Linked DNA regions of Homo sapiens: region 2 is linked to region 1. Evidence: chromatin loops called from intact Hi-C (ENCODE). Cell type or tissue: thyroid gland. All regions are shown on one strand. Links, peaks and the distances in the headings refer to the core of each region. The heading gives the core; the rest is flanking DNA.

Region 1 (8,704 bases), core at 3,234-5,733:
TATTTCTCCTCCCTCCCCCAGCTACTAATATAGTTATATCACAATTTTTAAATTAAATTTGTATTTGTAACCACCCCATGAGTTCTTCTTGCCCACTACCCAGTTAGAGCCAATTTATTATGACAGGGGAATTGCAATAGGAAAAGTGTGTAGAGTGTTAATAAACTCTAAGGCATTATGCACATGTTAATTGGAATTTGCAGTGAATGGGTAGACCTGAGAGCTAGTGGCTCAGGAGGGCCCCACATTTTGGAGATGGAGTGCAAGGATAAAGGATACAGACAGCAAACAGGGAAATACTAGGTAGAAGAGGGTGGCTCCCTGGCAAAAGCCCCACCCTCAATCTTGGAAACCTTCAGTCCTACGTGGGAACAGGTATTCCTGTTTTCACACCCAAAAGTTGCCTTTTGGCCCACCACACCCACCTATCCTGTACCCTTATAAACCCTAACCCCAGGCTCCACAAGCAGACAAACAGAAGAGCAGAGAAGGAGAGAAGAGAAGGAGCTTCTTAATGTCAAGAGGAGCTAGGCTGGGGACAGTAGGAGAGGAGATTGGCCACTGCATGGCCAAACTCCAGGTGACGATCATCTTCCCATTCCATCCCCCTTCCAGCTCCCCATCCATCCCACTGAGAGCCACCTCCACCACTCAGTAAAACTCCCACGTTTGCCATCCTTTAAGTCCAGGCGTGACCTTATTTTTCCTGGACACTGGACAAGAGCTCGGAATACAGAAAACTGTCACACTGGCCCTCTGCCCTTGCAAAAAGGCAGAGGGTCCACTGAGCTGTTTAACACTTAAGCCATCCATGGACAGCAAGGGTGAAAGAGCGCACTGTAACACATGCCCACTTGGGCTTCGGGAGTCACAGGCACCCACCCCTAGATGCAACCATGGGGCCGGAGGCCAAAAGTGCTTGCCCCAGCTCCTACACCTGCCTGTCTGCATGTTCCTGCTCCCATAAGGGGTTTGAGAGCAAGATGGCCAAATGGATGAGCCACACCCATCACACGTCCTGCAAGGGGGGTCAGGGAACTCCCCCGTTTCATTTGTACTTCCAATTGCCTGCTCTTTCCACAACTCCCTCTGAATGTTTGTGTTGGGAATCAGAACATGAGAACCTCAAGTATAGCACTTTGGTATGCTGAATACTTTGCACTGAGGGAGATTGGAAGGGCCTCAGAAGCAAGATGTTCTTTCTGAGCTTCTCCCACTCTCCTTTCTCTTTCTTTCATTTCTTTCCCACAGCAGGTCATAGAAACTAGAACCCCTCTTTCCCAAAGCAAACCATAAACCTAAAAATGTCAGTCTCTGACCTTTCTTCTCCCCTTAAAACTCTCATTTGACAGGTGATCCTGCCTTATCCTGGAGAAAGAAATGTTATGCAAGAGGCCAAGAAGAAGCTAAACAAACAAGCCATGATGGATTCCCATCTCAGCTTATTACCATTGGGACATGTCCTTTTTGTCCAATCACATTTCTACATGGCAGTACAGTCTTCATCAAACCTAAGCATTAAAAAAAAAGTTTTCTCTGGGTCTTTGGGTCTTTTGTTTCGGAAGGCTCCTGTATTACATAAAACTTTGTTAAATAAATTTGTTATACTTTTTTCTTGTGAATCTGTCTTTCATCATAGGGGTGTTAGCTGGGGACCTTGCAATGAGTGAGGACAGGCATTACCGTTTCACCCCTACACTTGCTACAGACTATGGTTAGGCTACCAGGACACTCAGTTGCCCTTTGTGGAGGAAGCAAGGATGAATCAACATGTGTAGAATAGGACTCCCTCCAAGAAGTACAGATGTGCAGCTGGCAAGTCTTCAGCTCACCCCTTTCAAGCAGGGTGACCAGGATGCCAAGGTGTAGTCATGGGGAGGAGTGATCAGAAGGTAAGTACAACTGAGAAAATTACAACTGGCTAGCACTTTGTCTCAAGAAAGAATGTGCCAACCAGCAGATCTCCAGAGTGAAAGGGAGGTCAAAGAGCAAAATGTCAGTGTTTTCAATACCACCCAATGAAGAAGATGCCAGTCAGGAGTCGGGGGCATGGCCTTAACATCTGCTTGGCAGCTGCATTCTCTTAACAGAGTTGGTTGTATCACTTCATATAAGCTTTTCAATAGCAACAGGGCAATAAAACAAAATTTATTTGTCCTAACTTTGTGCTGATTAAAGAACTCTTCAAGTATTCATTCTTTCAACAAACACCCATTGAGAACCTAGTATGTGGCAGGCACTCTTTTAGGAGCCTGGGATATAGCAGTGAACAAGACAGGCAACGCCTGCCCTCATGGAGCCTATCTTCTACGAAAAAATAACTCTCTGTGTGATTATTCACTGTGCTAGGGGTTGGAGTGACATAATAAGGGCCCTATATGGACTCACAGTTAAAGGAGGTGGCTTCCCAAATTATATTATTTTTCCTTAGGGAGAGAATGGTTGAATTAGCCAGTTCAAATACTCAGTCCCTTTGGCATATTGTGAATTAATTAATAGCATGCTGGTATTTTGTGAATTTAGTTAGCTTGAGGCAGTTTCCAACACTCAACTATGAATGCACTGTAAAGATTGGGTTTCTAGACCCAAACAACTAGACTAGACCCTGGAAAGTGCTGACATCATGAAATTAATTTTCCTGAGACACACTACACCTGCATATCCTTCCAGAACTTCTCTATTGCATCCTTCTCTCTTTCTAACCTCAACAGAGATGTCATCAACAATCATACTACCTCTTGCAAAGTATTTGTGGGAATAGACAAGAGCGAGCCATTCACAAACTCATTCCTGAACTATTTCTTGAGACCTATTAAGGTGCCAGACACCATGTTCATGAGAATGCAGCAGCTGTCTCCCCACAGGAGCTCATAGTCTTCAGATGGGGGGTGGGGGTGGTAGAAAGCTCTGTTGTGGGATGGAGTTGAATTTCAGTCCTGGATGTGCTACTTAATGACATCATCTGTAATCAAGAAACGAGCCTAGCTGAACTCTTGGCTTCCTGGTTTAATATTTCTGTGTCAGGAAGGTATGTGGTGGGCCTCTTGGAAGAGTGACAAAGAGGGAAAACAATACATAGTTTAGCAGAGAAGGGGAGAGGAGGAAGGATGATGTGTGGTTTTGCTTTTTCTGTATTTTTCCACCAGCAGAAACCTTAATATTTTCCAGCAGCACAGGCGAGTCACTGTGCAGGGAATTCGCCACAGAGCACTGCCCCCTTTGCCAGCAACACTGAGCTCACGGAATGGCAGATAAACCTAGATAAGCTGAGCCAGTCTTTCAAGCCCAGGCAGCACTTCTCCAAGGAGCATCATGAGCTCAGCTGGAGGTCCCTGGGTAGAAATAACCTGGAATTTGTATGAGTGCTGAGCTCTGTGGGGCCTTTCTGCCCCTTTCTTCAGGATTTTTTTTTTTTTTTTTTTGAGACAGGGGGTTGCTCTGCCACCTAGGCTGGAGTGCAGTGGTACAATCATAGCTCACTGTAACCTTGAACTCCTGGGCTCAAGCAATCCTCCCACCTCAGCCTTCAGAGTATCTGCATATGTTGCCATGGCTGGTCTCAAACTCCTGTCCTCAAGTGATTCTCCCACCTCCGCCTCCTAAAGTGTTGGCATTAGAGGCATGAACCACTTTGTCTGGCCTGAAATTGCATTCTTAGCATCTAGACGGAGATGGAGAACAGCCTCTTCAAAAACAGCATTTTCTTTTCTCTCATTTACTGCTCCCCTTAAATTCCATTTTCTCAAAGGACATGTAGAGTGGGAAGGGTCCTTTTGCTTGAAGAGTAACCTCCCAGCAATCAGCCCCCTTCCTGTACTCTGGCCTCCTCCAAGCATTATAGCAAAATAAATGTTTTATTTGGTTTATTCATTTATTCATTAATAATTATTTATTAAGATCATACTAAGGGCCAGGTTCCAGATTTTGGGATTCTGTGGTGAACAAAAGATAACAAGCCCTGTCATCACGGAGCTTATTTTTTTGTGGGAGAAAGATCATAAACAAAAAAACATATAATATCTGGTTGCAATATGTGCTATGAAATGATATAAAGTGGGCAGGAGATTGAGGGAGTGATATTGTAGGAGGCCACCTGATTAGGTAATCAGGGAAGGCCCTAGGCCTCCTCTGGTGATGTGGGGGCTGGGTCTTTATGAATAAATTTTTCCAATTTTCAAACCTTAACTCTTTAAATGCCAAAAAGTTTATTCTTACTTATTTTGACCCGAATTACTTTAAATTCATTGTACATAGGAATCCAGAATAATCTAATCTTGTTTTAAAGATTCAGGATCATTATTGGGAACACCAATATATGCCAGGGGTTCTCAAAGTGTGGACTCTGGACCAGCAGCATCAGCAACCCCTCAACCTGGAGACTTGTTAGAAACGCAGATTCTCAGAAATGTAAGTGCAGACTTCACCCTGGACATGCTGCATCTGAAACCCTGGGGGTGGAGCCCAGCACTCTGTGATTTAACACGCCCTCCAGGTGCTTCTCATGCATGCTCAAGTTTGAGAAGGGCCACTCTGCTCTGAGGTGTGCCCTTGAGGGCGGTGGAGGCAGGTAGCCTCTCTGCCCATCCTCGGCAGACTGCTTTGCTCCCTGAGTTTCTGCCTACTTCCTGTGGGTTCTGCCTCACTGTGGGTTGTCAATGTTTATCCCTCACTGCTGACATTAGTATGTCTCTGTCTAATTTGTGTCTCCTTCTAATTTGCTGCTTCTAATCACCTCTGAGAAACCAGATCCCCAGCCATAAATTCATTATGTAGAAAGTAGGAATAAATTCCAGTGCTGCTGGCACCCATGTTAATACTTTGGTCTTTCGCCCTCAAGACATTCAGCATAATGGAAAGAACAGACTTGAATTTCAGTCTAGAATTCCACCAATGTGGGGATTCTGCAGGCTGCTGAGTAAGTCTATTCCAATTATGCATTCTAGAAATGGGGAAATAACCACAGGATGGGTTCAGGGACCCGCTGGGTCTACTATGAGGTGGACGTAGTCAAACTCCATTGTCGGGGATTTGCAGAGAAAAAGACTGAGAGAGAGAGAGACAGAGTGAGAGAGAGACAGAGAGAGAGAGAGAGACAGAGAGAGAGAGGAATGAGGAATTTATTATTAGGAATTGGCTCACACAATAATGGAGGCTGAGAAGTCCCACAGTCTGTCATCTATAAGCTGGAGACCCAGGAAAGCTGGTATTGTACTTCAGTCTACGTTTGAAGGCATGAGAATCAGAGGTACCGATGGTGTAAATCCCAGTTCAAGAGCAGAAGATGAGATGAGATGTCCCAGTGAGGCAGAAAAAAAAGGGGCAAATTCCTCCTTGCTCCACATTTTGCTTTATTCAGGCCCTCAATACATTGGAGAATGCCCACCTGCATTGGAGAGGGCCATCTATATTGAGTTCACCGATTCAAATGCTAATCTCATCCAGGAACAATCTCATAGACACACGCAGAAATAATGTTTATCTGGGCACCCTGCAGCCCAGTGGTTAGCATGTAAAATTAACCATCCCCTCACCTAACAGCCATAATCCCCTACTGTGACTGGCAGACCACAGTAATATTTTGGGTCTCCTGAAATTAGTATCAGTTCAAAGCCAGTGTCCAGTCATCCTTGAAACAATCTGATTATTTCTTTTTCCCCAGTGCACAGTTCCTCTGATAAAAGGCTGCAGGTCCCTTTGGGGATGACTGGGAGAAAGATAAACGGTATACATTTTTGGCAATGTAGCAGAGTCCTTCCTCAGGGGACCTGGTGTCCCCTTTTATTGCTTGTATGACCTTGGCAGAGTTGGAACCAGAATTGCCTGGCACCAACGAAGTGCTCAACAAGTGCTAGTTCTTTTCTTCTGGGGTGGGAGAATGATAGGGGAAGGAGACAATTAACCTACATGATTTTTTGCATGAATAATTGCTTTTTAGAAAAATCTCTAAATATTTACCTTTATTTATTAAAAAACAGTTTTAAATATATTTGAGATATAATCACATATCATACAATTCATTCATTTAAAGACTACAATTTAATGACCATCACCACAATCAATTTTAGAACATTTTTATTATCCTAAAAAGTAACTTCACATCCCTTAGGCATCATCCCCCCTCCATAATCCTCCTTTTCCCCCCTTGTCCTAGGCAACCACTAATCTATGTTTTTACTCTACAGATTTGACTATTCTGGACATTTCATATAAATGGAATTATCCAATATGTGATCCTTTGTGATAGACTTTTTCCACTTACCATAATGTCTTCAAGGTTCATTCATGTTATACAGCATCAGTATTTCATTTCTTTTCAAAAATTTTAATTTTTAATTTTTGTGGGTATATAATAGGTATATATATATTTATGGGTCACATATGATATTATGATACAAGCATGCAATGCATAATAATCACATCAGGGTGGATAGGTATCCATTACCTCAAGCATTTATCCTTTGTGTTACAAACAAAGCCAATTATACTCTTAGTTATTTTAAAATGTAAAATTAAATTATTTTTTACTATAGTCATCCTGTTATGCTAGCAAATACTAGGTCTTATTCATTCTTTCTATTTTTTGTACCCATTAACCTTCCCCACTTCTCCCCTACAGTCCCCAACCCCCCAACCCCAAGTACTCTTCCCAGCCTCTGGTAACCATTTTTCTACTCTATATTGCCATAAGTTCAATTGTTTTACTTTTTATCTCCCACAAAAAGTGAGAACGTGTGAAGTTTGTCTCGCTGTGCCTGGCTTATTTCACTTAACTTAATGAAATTCCAACCTCCAGTTCCAACCATGTTGTGCAGATGACAAGATCTCATTCTTTATTGTGGCTGAATAGTACTCCATTGTGTATATGTACCATATTTTCTTTATCTGTTCATCTGTTGATGGACACTTAGGTTGCTTCCAAATCTTAGCTATTGTAAACAATGCTGCAACAAACATAGAAGTGCAGATATCCAGGCTGGGCGTGGTGGCTAACACCTATAATCCCAGCACTTTGGGAGGCCAAGGTGGGCGGATCACTTGAGGTCAGGAGTTTGATACCAGCCTGACCAACATGGTGAAACCCCATCCCTATTAAAAATACAAAAATCAGCCGGGTGTGGTGGTGGGCACCTGTAGTCTCAGCTACTCAGGCTGAGGCAGGAGAATCACTTGAACCCAGGAGGCAGAGGTTATAGTGAGCCGAGACTGCGCCACTGTACTCCAGCCTGGGCAACAAGAGCAAAACTCCATCTCAAAAAAAAGAAAAAAGTGCAGATATCTCTTTGATATACTGATTTCCTTTCGGGTATATACCTAGGAGTGTGATTGCTGGATGGTGGGATAGCTCTATTTTTAGTTTTTCAAGAAATCTCCAAACTGTTCTTCATAGTGGTTGCACTAATTTACATTCCCAAGAGTGCACGAGGGTTCCCATTTCTCCACATCCTCTCCAGCATTTATTATTGCCTGACTTTTGAATAAAAGCCATTTTAACTGGAGTGAGACATCTCATTGTAGTTTTGATTTGCATTTCTTTGATGATCAATGATGTTGAGCACCTTTTCATATACCTGTTTGCAATATGTATATCTTTTTTTGAGAAATGTCTATTCAGATCTTTTGTCCATTTTAAAACAAATTAGTAGATTTTTCCTACAGAGTCGTTTGAGTTCCTAATACATTCTGGCTATTAATCCTTTGTCAGGTGGGTAGTTTGCAAATATTTCCTCCTATTCTTGTCTCTTCACTTTATTGATTGTTTTCTTTGCTGTGTGAAAGCTTTTTAATTTGATGTGATCTCATTTGTTCAGTTTTTTCTTTGGTTGTCATAGTTTGAGGTCTTAGATTTAAGTCTTTAATCCATTTTGATTTGATTTTTGTATATAGTGAGAGATAGGGGTCTAGTTTCATTCTTCTTCCTATGGATGTCTGTTTTTTCCAGTATCATTTATTGAAGAGACTGTCTTTTCCCCACTGTATGTTCTTGGCACCTTTGTCAAAAATGAGTTCACTGTAGATGTATGGATTTATTTCTGGGTTCTCTATTCTGTTCCTCTGGTCATTGCGTCTGTTTTTGTGCCAGTACCATACCATTTTGATTACTGTAGCTCTGTAGTATAATTTAAAGTCAGGTAATGTGATTCCTCCAGTTTCATACTTTTTGCTTAGGATAGCTTTGCCTATTCTAGGTCTTTTGTGGTTCCATATAAATTTTAGGATTGTTTTTACTATTTGTGTGAAGAATGTTATTGGTATTTTGATAGAAATTGTATGAAATCTATAGATTGCTTTGGGTAGTATGGACATTTTAGCAATATTAATTCTTCCAATCCTATGACATGGAATATTTTTCCATTTTTTGTGTGTCCTCTTCAATTTCTTGCATCAATGTTTTATAGTTTTCAATGTAGATATTTTTTACTTCTTTGTTTAAGTTAATTGCTAGGTGTTTTATTTTATTTGTGGCTATTGTAAATGGGATTACTTTCTTGGTTCTTTTTCAGATTGTTTGCTGTTGATATATAGAAATGCTACTGATTTTTATATATTCATTTTGTATCTTGCAAATTTACTGAATTTGCTTATCAGTTTTAGTGGTTTTTTGGTGGCGTCTTTAGGTTTTTCCAAATATAAGATCATGTCATCTTAAAACAAGGAAAATTTGACTTCTTCCTTTCTAATTTGGATGCCCTTTCTTTCTTTCGTT
Region 2 (3,148 bases), core at 649-3,148, 160 kb after region 1:
ACTCCTCAGGTGAGGTCAATGTGTCACCAAGTTTGAAAATCACTGATAGTCCTTTCCCCGTTTTTGGAAGTCATTTGAGCAGGTCTCTGTTGCAACCAGTAGATCCTTATGCATCACTCTTCCCAAAGGGACTTTGACACTTCTGTGTGTAAGATTTTCCCCGGAGCCTGAAAGCTTAAAGAGATAAATAACTCCTCCTTTCTCAGGCCCAGTCCCAAGCCGCAAGGCTACTTTTGCCAGTAGCGTGCCCCAGCAAGATAGCAGAAGCAGGAAAAGAGCCGCTGGAAGACACTTACCCAGGTGGAAAGACACGTACACCTGAAGATCGAAAAAGAGGCCATCCGGGTACAACGTAGCAGTTACTTCAGACTAGGACACTTCCTGTTTACAGGAGACTCTAAAGCCTTTGCCCTGTCCTCACTTGGGGCTGAGGCCTAGTCAGCCCCCCTGCACCCAGGCGCTCATTAAAACAGCATGTTACCCCACACCGCCTCGTGTTATCTTTTGGCGTGCTCTTGGGGTTCAAACCGATACAAGAACCTTACACTGTGGTGTTCTGGATGGTAGGATATGATCTATGACAGTCTTTTAATTGACTGGCTGTCATAATTCTTATCTAGCAAACTCTCCTGCATTTTGTCTGACATTGTAAATAGTGAGGTAAATAGTGAGGTACATTACTGGCCAATTTCATGTGCTATTTGAATACCTTTTTGCATGAAAATAAGAATTATGTAAAACAGAATCTTGTTTCTGTTCATCCTTCCTGCCCCATTCCCTTTGGTGCTTCTGTGGATGGGATGAGTCATTCTCGGCTACAACTGGACCAGAGAGTTTATTTTAAAATACACGACAAAAGTTGATTGTGCATTTTTTCTTCTGGCATTTCTTCATATTGGTTTCAGCCTGCTCATTTTCTACCATGTTTTTTTCCCTCTGCCTGGATATAAACTTTCCTGTTCCAGCAGCTGCTGGCAGATGCCTATAGTTTATAAAATAGTACAAAAGATGTAAGAACTATATCTGAGAATGGCCACTTTTAATGACAAATTAATTTGTGCTCTGGATAATTTTTTTTATTAAATGGGCACAGAGGAACAGGCTTTTCTGCCCACTAGGTGACTTACTCCTCTGTTTGCTGGAAGAATCATTGATCATCTGCTGTTATTAGCAGTATCCACCTAACCCAGCACCTGAGTACAACTTTTAGAAATGAGGTTAAATAATCTGATTCCGGAGAGACAAATCGTTTAGGGTCAATAGTGACAGATAGGACCTATTTTAATCTGATTCCAGAGAGACAAATTGTTTAGGATCAATAGTGACAGATAGGACCTATTTCCAGCCAGAAACCACAATTGTGATTTCCTCAGTACTCCCTTGAAAAAGTAACAAAGAGCAAACATGAACTAAGCATTTTCCAGACAGATTTGTAGAGCTGGGGTTATTTACAGCGTTCCAAGTTCCAGTCTGCAATGAACATTAATAATTCTTGATTTCTTTAGTGAGTCCAGTGCCCTTCTTTAGTGAGTCCAATGTCCATTTGAACCACAGGAGATGTCAGCCACAGGAGAGACTGTAAGAATGTCGGGCCAAATATTTTAGAGATGAAAGATTAATGCTCACCAGTGTTAGAACACTCCCAGCTCTTTCTATCTTTGCTTTTCCACCTGCTCTTCTTCCCTGCCTGGTGAACTCATCCTCATCCTTCAAGGTCCAGCTCAAGAGATACTTCTGTGAAGGTTCCTCTGACTTCTCATATCGGGAGATGAGAGCCCTGGACATAATGTTATTGTGTTTATTGTTCTCTTGAGGTCACTTAGCCATGGCCTAGCTTTCTCACTAGACTAAAAACCCCTTAAGGTGAGACTGTCTCTCTTATTTGTCCCTCTCTCACAGCCTATAGAAGTTCCTGATGACACATAGCTTGTACTCAATCAATAGATGGTGAATTCAGAAGCCTATGTAAATAACACTGGGGGGATAGACAGGAATCAGCATTTCTTAAGGATGCCCCATGTGTCCAGCACTTGCACATATTATCTCATTAAATCTTCTCAACAACCTTCCAAGATAAATATAAATATGATTATTGGGACTCAGAAGTAGTAAGGATCTTAATAAGACCCTTAGGTAATAAGAGACAGGGCTGAAAGTCAAACCTGGATCTCTTTGACTCCCAATCACATTCTCTCTCCACTCCACGGTAAGCTGAGTTACCTTAAAAGCTTCCTGTAAAAAAGAACAATATATTCATTTGCCTTAAATAGAACATGCTAACGAGCACAAATCACTTCATTTGGAAATTGCCATTCTGAAGATATTAACTTAATTTTAGTCTCTCATATGCAAAACTTTTGAAGAGTGTAAGTATCCTTAAGTGCACAGGGAAGTGGTTCTTTCAGGAAAAATTTGAGTATGGCCCATGCACATATTCAGTGTCATCATTAAATTAAAAGTATTAAGTGGTTTCATTACATAGGAATCCATGTCATGGTAAGTTTCTTTCAGAGGACCAGTTTAGAAATGCAGCCCAGGATGTGTCAGTACCTCTCAAAAGGAGAAACATCCTACAGTAATAATAACAAAGTGATCTCAACCTAGCAAAGATTATAATAGAATAGCCCCATTTATAGATAAGCTTAGATCTTAGAGAAGGAAGGTGAGGAGGAGTAGGAGTCACCTTTCATCAGCACTTACTATATGCCAGGGACTGTGCTAAGTATTACTGGCCTCAGCTCGATTCCCTGCAAGAACTCCATGACATAGACACTTATCCTCATTTTGAGTATAAAGAAGCAGGGGTTTAGGGAGGTTAAATGACTTCTCTTAGTCCCACTGCTTGTAAATGACTCTTGCAGTCTTAGACTGACACCAAAATTTAAGCTTCTCTACTAACACCAAAAGACAGTAAAAATAGTGGGGGTGTTAACTGTGACAGCCCTTTTAAAATACATTGTCAGCATCTATGAAAATTTAAATGTGCATACCCTACAACTCAAAAATTCTACTTCTTAGTGTTAGCTCAAGAAAAATTCTTGCACATGTGTACAAAATTGTTTGTGATAGCAGAAAACTGGAAACAATTTTTAGGTTTATGTCCTTCCAAAGGAAAATCACTTTAAAAAGTGATACTGTATCCATGCTA

What was found. Hi-C counts contacts between places; a loop is a spot of excess contacts. Peaks named below come from ENCODE experiments on the same cell type or tissue, not always from the same donor. Only the 100,000 strongest peaks of a DNase experiment are listed, where the experiment ranks them.
Region 2: a loop joins it to region 1, with 4 times the contacts of the local background. A loop is called at or near these places in 98 of 110 quality-filtered maps.

The regions. Positions count from the first base shown.
Region 1 is chr13:48,597,950-48,606,653 of GRCh38, forward strand. LOC105370202 (a long non-coding RNA gene) reads left to right here. Exons shown (of 3, transcript XR_941958.4): 3 at 1,353-1,611. Among named protein-coding and RNA genes, the nearest start is that of LINC01077, 12 kb to the left of the region's middle. In thyroid gland, for the core only: no CTCF peak of the experiment used is centred there; a DNase peak (open chromatin) is centred at 4,512.
Region 2 is chr13:48,760,623-48,763,770 of GRCh38, forward strand. No RefSeq gene overlaps it. Among named protein-coding and RNA genes, the nearest start is that of CYSLTR2, 110 kb to the left of the region's middle. In thyroid gland, for the core only: no CTCF peak of the experiment used is centred there; no DNase peak of the experiment used is centred there.